Regions from separate parts of the Homo sapiens genome. Here region 1 is linked to region 2. Evidence: chromatin contacts called from ENCODE Hi-C data. All regions are on one chromosome and are shown on one strand. The core of a region is the stretch at or near the end of the contact, and the rest is flanking DNA. Distances in the headings are between cores, read along the strand shown. Region 1 holds the start of POLR1H (RNA polymerase I subunit H). Region 2 holds the start of ABT1 (activator of basal transcription 1).

What was found. Hi-C counts contacts between places; a loop is a spot of excess contacts on that map. Pooled maps may share reads with other maps.
Region 1: a map of CD8-positive, alpha-beta T cell shows a loop between it and region 2 (20-fold over the local background). The contact joins the promoter of POLR1H here to the promoter of ABT1 in region 2. A Hi-C loop is called at or near these places in 2 of 168 maps with a recorded cell type or tissue (CD8-positive, alpha-beta T cell and gastrocnemius medialis) and 8 of 50 pooled maps.

The regions. Positions count from the first base shown.
Region 1 is chr6:30,058,916-30,063,261 of GRCh38, reverse strand. It overlaps POLR1H (RNA polymerase I subunit H), which reads right to left and starts at 1,997. Exons shown (of 4, transcript NM_170783.4): 1 at 1,593-1,997; 2 at 1,245-1,345; 3 at 929-1,038. The coding sequence starts at 1,737. It also overlaps the pseudogene POLR1HASP and a transcript of PPP1R11 not described here. RefSeq lists enhancers at 1,238-2,103, 2,104-2,970.
Region 2 is chr6:26,595,064-26,598,905 of GRCh38, reverse strand. ABT1 (activator of basal transcription 1) reads right to left here and starts at 1,953. Exons shown (of 3, transcript NM_013375.4): 1 at 1,683-1,953; 2 at 796-992; 3 at 1-641. The coding sequence starts at 1,923. The coding sequence ends at 261. RefSeq lists enhancers at 1,665-2,104, 2,662-2,821, 2,922-3,071.

The DNA.
Region 1 (4,346 bases), core at 748-3,247, 3.5 Mb before region 2:
TCTTTCTAGTAACTAATTCGAGGTCCAGAATGTGAGGACTGAGAACATGGGGGAAAGAGAATATTAAAAGAGATGATGGCTGATAATTTTCCAAGGTTGATGAAAAAAAAGTCCACTCTCAGTTTCAGAAAGTCCAACAAATCCCAAACAGAATAAAAGAAAATCGTATTTTGATATACTATAGTGACTGCAGAACACCAAAGACAAAAATGAGGTCTTAAAAGCATTCAGAAAGCCCATGTTCTCTAAGTCATGTGTGACTAATTCTCTCCAAAGAAAGCTACCTTGACTGCGGTTGAAGACTGCAGTATAAGATGCTGACCACTAAACAATACCTGCTTCTTATGTTGTTTTTTTTTTCTTCATTTCCTTTTAAATATCCTAAAAGTAGGTCAGGCGGGGTGGCTCATGCCTGTAATCCCAGCACTTTGGGATGCTGAGGTGGGTGGATCACTTGAGCTCAGAAGTTCAAGACCAGCCTGGGAAACATAGAGAAACCCCATCTCTACTAAAAATACAAAAAAAAAAAAAAAAAAAAAAAAAAAAAGCCAGGCGTGGTGGCATGTGTCTGTGGTCCCAGCTACTTTGGAGGCTGAGGTGGGAGGATTACCTGAGCCCAGGAGGCGGAGGTTGCAGTGAGCCAAGATTGCCTCGCTGCACTCCAGGCTAGGTGACAGAGCGACACCCTGTCAAAAAAAAAAAAAAAAAAAAAAAAAAATCCTAAAAGGTTTATTTCACTGGTTATAAAAAGGTTTAAAAAAGTGTAACTTAAAAAAATAAAAAACAACTACAAATCTCCCTATTACCAGAACTGCACAGAAATAAGGGATGGGACCAAGGGAAACGGCCATTTCGTACAAAAAAATAAATCACTGGATTTGTTTAGTTAGCAAACAGACTGAGCAGAGGGAGGGGAAAGAATACTCACTTGCAGTTGGTACAGGTGTAGAAGACAGTTTGCCCTTCATCGGCTGAACGCATCTGTCTGGTGTGGTATGCCATTCCTTCATGACCACATCGAGGGCAGCGCCTGTCAACCTGGGAAGAAACTGGTGGGTTAGGGAGGCCTGGTCATATCCCCTTACTTCCCACAGGAATCAGGCGATCACGCCTCTCAAACGTCGATGGTTTACATCTCTTTTCCCTCTTGGAATTGGGCACAAAACTCTCCAGAGCTTTGCAATCACTCCTCCATTTCTTTCCTACCCACCTTATGGAGCCAGTTCTTGATCTCATTAGCTTACCACAGGTCCCTGGCACTCAGGCCCTTCCTCCACCGACATAGGCATGGCTGTCCCCAGTTGGTGGAACACAACCGAAGTCTTCACAACCTTCCCCTCAAAGTCTGCACAGGCAAGTAAGAACTGGTTATGGAGACAACCAGAGAGAGCTGACACCGGAAACCTCCCCTTTCCCCTGGCTGGTTAGGCCAGGAGGCCCTACATCCTTTCCCTCAGTTTTCATCGCTAGACCAAATGTACAACCGCCTGATGTCCTGCTCTAGGATCCCCTCCTCAACCCAACCGATCTTGAGTTCCCCAAGCTTCCGACCCTGCGCCCTCCGCCAGGACCCCTGCGTACAAGCCTCTCACCCCGAACGTTGATGTTGAAGCCACAGCGAATACAGGTGACCGTATCCTGAGCCCCGGGCAGAGGCAGGACCGAGCCGCAATCTGAACAGAAATCCAGGTCCGACTGAAAGCTGGAGCAAGTATTGGCGAGGTCCATGACAGACATGCGGTCGGGTCTGAGGAGGGAGTTGGAAGTTTATTAACAAAAGAGAGAAGAGTTCCTGTCCCAGAGGTCGTAACTATTCTGTCCCAGGACCTAGGAGTATATAACCCGAACCCTCCTGCCACGCACGCCTCCTGCCTCTGCGACCAAGGAGCCGAAACGCCCGGAATTCCCAGACAGCGTCGGGTACTAAAGGACTTGGAACCCTTTCCAGGGGCCGGTGAGAGGAGTTAACCAACTCCGTGGGCTAGAGCGCCAGCTCTGCGCCCGCGGCGGGGCAGCGAGATAGAGCCGGCTAGAGCGTCAGGCTTTCGCGTTGACGATTGGCTGTGACGTCATAATTAATTGCGAACCGTGTCTCGGGAGCGTTAGAGATGGAGACTAACGTCTTCCAAGGGAGATTGCGTCTCCACTTTCACCCTGGTACTGAGAGGTTGAGCACAAAATTGGTAACCAATGCTGCGCTTCCAGCAAATTTTCCCACCAGCACCCAATCCTGGGATATTTATTCTCTTTGTCTCACATCCTACAGGAACGCAGTCGCGGGGTATATCCCCCTGAAAACCGTACGTTGCCAAATAATGATTTCTTTGGATTAGAGAACTACAACTCCCCTGGGTCCTGAGCCGGTATTTCCCTTTTGCGGCTGCACCGTAGTTAAAAACAAAGCTAAGTGTTCTGGGACGTATAGTTCTAGCGTTCCTTGGGTCCCGCTGGCGAGCGTGGGCTTTCTGCAGCTCGCAACCGGCCTCGTGCTTTGCGGACGGTTCACTGCGCTTGGAAAGGGGTGAGTCGGCTTTTTGAGGGACAGCAAGTGGTGAGAGTGAAGGCCCGAGGAATGCTTAGTCCCACGGGACGAAAGGAAGCAGGGATGAAGTGGTACACTTGAGAAGGGGTTCAGGACTTTGGAGGTGGTGGAACAGAGGAGCTTGGGGCTTCCTCTCCTTCGACTCCTGCCAGATAAGTGAGGCTAGCAGTAGTCAAGAAAGCTCATTAAGTAGGATTTCATAAGACTTAGGTCGAGTTTGGCTTTTAGTTGTGCCTGCCGCCTATCGAACTCTTAATTCATTATGTCATCCGTTAAGTGGACAGCTGACATTTCCCTGATCTTTTATAAAACATGAGAATAAGTATCTTTGGGAAATCTTTCTATTTTCATTAATCTGTAACTTATATTCCAAGTAGAAACTTTCCCTGAAGGGGCAGCTTGTAGTTGTTTACTAGTTTCCTGCTAGCCCTCCCACCACCATCCACTCTGATAGCTGTGCTAAGTTCATTCATATAAAAGTTCTGGAGCCATCACTGTTTTCTCCTATGAAGGACACAAGCTGTAGTCTTTTCGCTGGGAGAGGCTCCCATCTGCCTTTCTCTGTAATAATGGAGAGAACGCCATAGTGAAAGGGTTAAAACTCAGCAAACTGCTGAAGAGTGACAAGCCCTATCATTTAACTGTGAAATTGCTTGTTATTCTGTCTTACAAAGGGAGACGTGTTGTTGAGCTGATTGTCGTAGACAGTTTTTATTCTCACTTATCTGTGTGTCTCCTTTGAAAATGGAACTTGAAATTCTACCCTCCTCAGTTTTCTGTTTTTAATTTGAAAAACAGCCAACATCCCCTGTGAATTGCAGTAAAGGAACAAAGCATTAAAAGGCATATCCTTTTCCCAACAAAAGCTCACAGTCTAATCAGTAAAGATTTATTGAGCAACTATGCCAGGTTTTGAGCTGAGGCTGAGCCTGCAAAGTTGAAATCTGTGTTCTCTGACCTCAAGGAACATGAATGAATAATTAGAATATAATAAAACTGTGCTAGTAGGTACAAAATGTGAGAGCCCAGAACATGCATATAAAGGAAACATATCTGTAAACTTCAAGGAAGACTGGGAAATGGCTTAATAAAAATAGATACAATGTTATGGCAGATATTTAAAAAAGATGCTCAGATATTATGTGTCAAGGATCATCAGCAATCAGCAAATCATTAATTTTGAGAACTTGGGATCACAGACTCTAATGTTAAGTATTGTGCTAGAAGCCATGTACAGAGAAGTAAAAGTAAGATGATCATACGTTTACAATCTCAAAATAAGCTTACGTAGACAAATAAGAATGTTCCTAAGAGGTCAGTGAGACCAAATATTTGATATCAGATCCTTTCCAACAATATAGAGGCATCATATTTGTAGATATAAATTACAGTTTTCATTCCTTATGAGCCTAAATTTCAGCATCAAAATGTTAAAAGTGATATGTGAATACAGATATCACAGTGTAAACCACGATTAATTTTCAAATGAGTTGTAGAATTAAAATATGTCAAGTATTTAGAGGAAGGGAAGATCACTGACAGAGTAGACTGGAAAGACTTTATAATCAGGAGCTTGACCTGTGAAGGACAGATAGATAGAATTTATTGAGAACTTACCAAGCTCTTTACATCTAATTCATATTTGTTCTTTATAACCCTGAGAGGCAGATTTTTGTCTTACATCTCCATTTTATAGATGAGAAAGCTGACAGAAGTTACTTGCCCTGAGTCACACACCTAGGAAGTGGTAGAATTAGATTTCAGATCTAGCTCTGTCAGACTGTAAAGACCATCCTTTGAACTC
Region 2 (3,842 bases), core at 704-3,203:
CCAAGAGTCAAACAAAACAAGCATATGCAATAGTCATAATTATGCTAGTATGACAGTATGAATTAGGTGACTCAGCCAGGCACATACAGGAGTTCGGAGTGGGGACAGTGGAAGCCCACAAAACTCCATGTTTGGGCCATCAGTAGACACTTGGTCTGAGAAACACAGTAAAATGTCTGCCCGGGTAGTCACGATCATTCTAGTATGAGGTAGACAGGAAGCAGAGCAGGGCCAGGAAATGGAAGGGGCCACCCAGGCCCTCAGGAGTCCCTGACAAGGGAAGGTCCCTCCATGCTCTCTGAGGGTGGCGGGGCTCCAAAGATCCTGGCCAGGAGCCCTTTGTTGGAGCGGGCCTTGTCCTGGGCAGTTGCCAGGCGAGCCCGTTCACGTCCCCCTGGCCGTGCTGCTTTACGGGCCCTCAGTTCCTGCTCAGTAGGACGCTGGGCAAATGTCCAGGAGCCATCTGGGCGAGCAGGGTCCCCATCGGCCGCAAGAAAGCGTTGTCCCCGTTCCACACTTTGAAGATAGAAGTCGGTCTCACGCTTGGCTTGAGCAACCTCCGCTCTCAAGCGCTGCCTGCGCACCTGGCGCTCAAAGGCGAGGTGCTCGCTGAGGTGGGACCAGGTGAAACGGTGCAAGTACTGTGGGCAGAAAAGAAGAAAAGATCAGGATAGTGCAGATTAGGGAGAAAGATGAGACAAGGGGACAAGGCCAATGAGAGGCCATGGGGATACTTGGGCCAGAGTTGGGGAGAAGGGAGGGTGAGAGGTGTGGCAGAAAGATCTATCTTCTCACCTTGAGGTTCCAAAGATCATAACGGAAGGGGCTGCGCCTGCGGGCACCCATAGGCGTGTTGTGTAGACTGGCCGCCACGCGCTTGGCTATGCGCTTGTCACGGAACTCCACCCATCCCTCGGTGTAGTCCTTGGTGTAGGACCGCTTTTTTCCTCCGGCAGCTGCTGCTGCCTTCTTCTTGCGTCTCACGAACCGGTCTGCGCGCCAAAGACAAAGACCCGTCCAGGACGCCTATGCAGCACTCACTCAAAAGCACCTCCCACTGCCCGCAACGTTCTTCACATCTGCCAGTGGGAGTCCCACCTGAAGAGTTTTTGCCCAGGAGGAAGGGAACTGTAAATCGCACCCTTTCCTCTAGCTAACTCAATTCTTTCCTTAATTGTCCACTCCTTAATCTGGCCAGCCCTGAACGCTGCTTAAAACCGGCACAAGTCCTCAGCCTCAATGTAAAATTGAGGGTGGAAAGAAGAGGGGCGGTTGATCAAATAGTTTCTTGACCTAGGCAGCAATGCTAAAGAGTTATGTTCAGTTTTGTAGAAAAGCTGACGAGACTTTTACTCAGGTTGTATTCATGTAACAAACCAGTAAACAGGTCCGGAAAGAGAGGTGAACAGAGCCGGGATAAGAACACAAATAGTAACAATCCGAGAACTAAAGAACCACCAGACACACTGCGCTACCCACTCTCCCCATATCCCCTCCGCCCGCCCACCCCAGCATCCTCACAGACTGATTCACCAGCCAGGAGCCAAGCACCGCACTCCCCACCCCCAAAATCCAGCAACTCGTGCCTCAGCCTCGCGCAGCGAAGCAACAGGACATGCATGCTTGCACCCCGCCAGCGAGCGACAACCTCCTCCTGTCACCGTCAGGGCCTGCATACTTACCCTCAGCCTGAAAGAAGACGCGTCCGACCTCGCCATAGGCGCTGAGAAGGTTGCGGACGTGCAGGGGCCGGAAGCGCGGCGGGATATGGCCCAGGTACACAATACCTGGCACTACCCGTTTCTTGCTGCCACAGGCCGCTTCTTCGGATTCCTCCTGCTCCTCCTCCGCATCTAGTGTCTGTTCTGTCCCTTCCAGCGGCTCTTGCTCCGTTGCGGCCTTCTCCGATTCCTCTGCCTCCATGTTGACTGACACGAGCGGCACGACGGCCGTAAAGTGCCTTGCCAACTGACGCAAAACGCGTGCGACGGCCTGAGACGAGGGGGCGGGTCCAAGGTGGTGATGACAAATGAAAGGAAATGATTGGGCAATACAGTCGGGTCCAGGGGAAGGCCGAGGGGAGAGGGAGGAAGTGGTGTGTCAGGTCGGAAGCCTGATTCAGAGCGTGGAAGCGGGATGGGAAACTTGGGTTAGGCTCAGATTCCCGGTCAGATCTCCAACTCAGGACAGGCAGAACCAGAAAAGGCAGATCCCCAAATATAACCTACCCTATAGAACGCCTTGTCGAGACGCTAAAAGGCGGGTTGATGCCGGCTTTTTAGGGAATTTTGCAGAACAATTTTAGAGAAGTTTCTATGTGTTCTAGCGATCAAAATAGCATTTTATTCAAGGGCCCCGGGTGCGATTCCAGCTGAGGAATGACTCACCTTTTAAAGTTTATAAATTTCATTTAAAAATTTTGAGTTTTGAGGTTTTAACTATTTCTGGAAATTTACCTCGGAATTTTGAATATTTTAAAATTTAATTTTGAAAACAGTTCAACTTTGGAAATTTAATTAGATTTAATTTTTGAAAATTTAAGTTGTGAACTTTCAGTTTAATATTTTACATTTGATTTTGTGAATGTCTGAAAATTTAAATGTGTGACAATTATTTGAAGAATTTGTTTGGCATCTATTACACGTGTGTATTGATACATTATCCATATGCATACTTATGTTGCAAATACTTGTCAGAGGCGCACAAGCCTCCAATTCTGGCGACCCCCCGGCGGCGCGCTTATTTCTGCTCTCCCTGGGTCTGTCCTCAGATTCCCTATCAGATCACAAACCACTTTTCCTTCTATGACCTACGCAACCGCAGAACGGACCGGGCCACGGCGGTCCTGCTCCCACCAGGCGGCCTGCGGACCATCCCTAAGCCAAGCTCAGGGCAGTTTTCCCCGCGCGGGCTCGGGTCCTCAGTCTCTTATCGTCGCCCGAGGGCGCGACCAGCAGGGGGCGCCGTCCCCACCCTTGAGGCGTTTCAGTTCTTCCCATCGGCGCCAGCGACAAGCTGACTGCAAAGGACAGTGCTGGGAACCGCGTACAAGTAATCCGGTTAGCTTTCTGGAAGCAGCCCGGGGCGAGTTTGATGACTATCAACATAAATCCGTCCTTGCTGCGGCCTGACAAAATTTCCCATCTCGCTCCAAGAGCGCAGAGTAGCCCAGAGAATGGAAGCAGGGAGTAAATGTGTCCACTATTAAAATCAGAGATGACAGTTTTTGCCAGTCCCCAAGTATATTTCTAAAGTAACAGGGCCCTGCACTCTTTCATGGAGTGTCTAAAAGTCTAATAATAGACTTCTCGAATTCAAACACGCCTGTTTCATTAACTTTATTGAAGAGAACTTTCTGTCAGGTAGGTGTCCACTGCTCCTTTTTTGAAGAGGAGCGGGGTACGATGAGAGCGATAAACTCCGTCTACTGCTATTTAATTATAAACACTGACATCTTCAAAACACAGTACAGTTAATGAAATGAGAACACGTGTTGGGGTGGCTTTAAAAGATCTGGAGCTAGGGGAGGGGCATGATGGATGCAAGAGTGTCGGTAAGTTGTGCCAGTGTGGTGGCTAATGGTAGCTATTAGCTATTTTCTCTACTTTGTATATATTTGAAATTATCATTAATAAAATGTTTATTCACACCAAGTATCAATATAACAGGGGGTGCTAAAGGACCGTGAAACCGACAAAAAAAAAAAAATGAAGCCTTGGGGCAGCGTGTTCTTCCCGTTCCCCACATTCCTCATGATCCCTTCTCAACTTGGTGAAAATCGAGTCCCACTCAACTGTCTGTGAAGCAACCCTTGTTAGCAATTTTCAGGGTGGATTATTTTC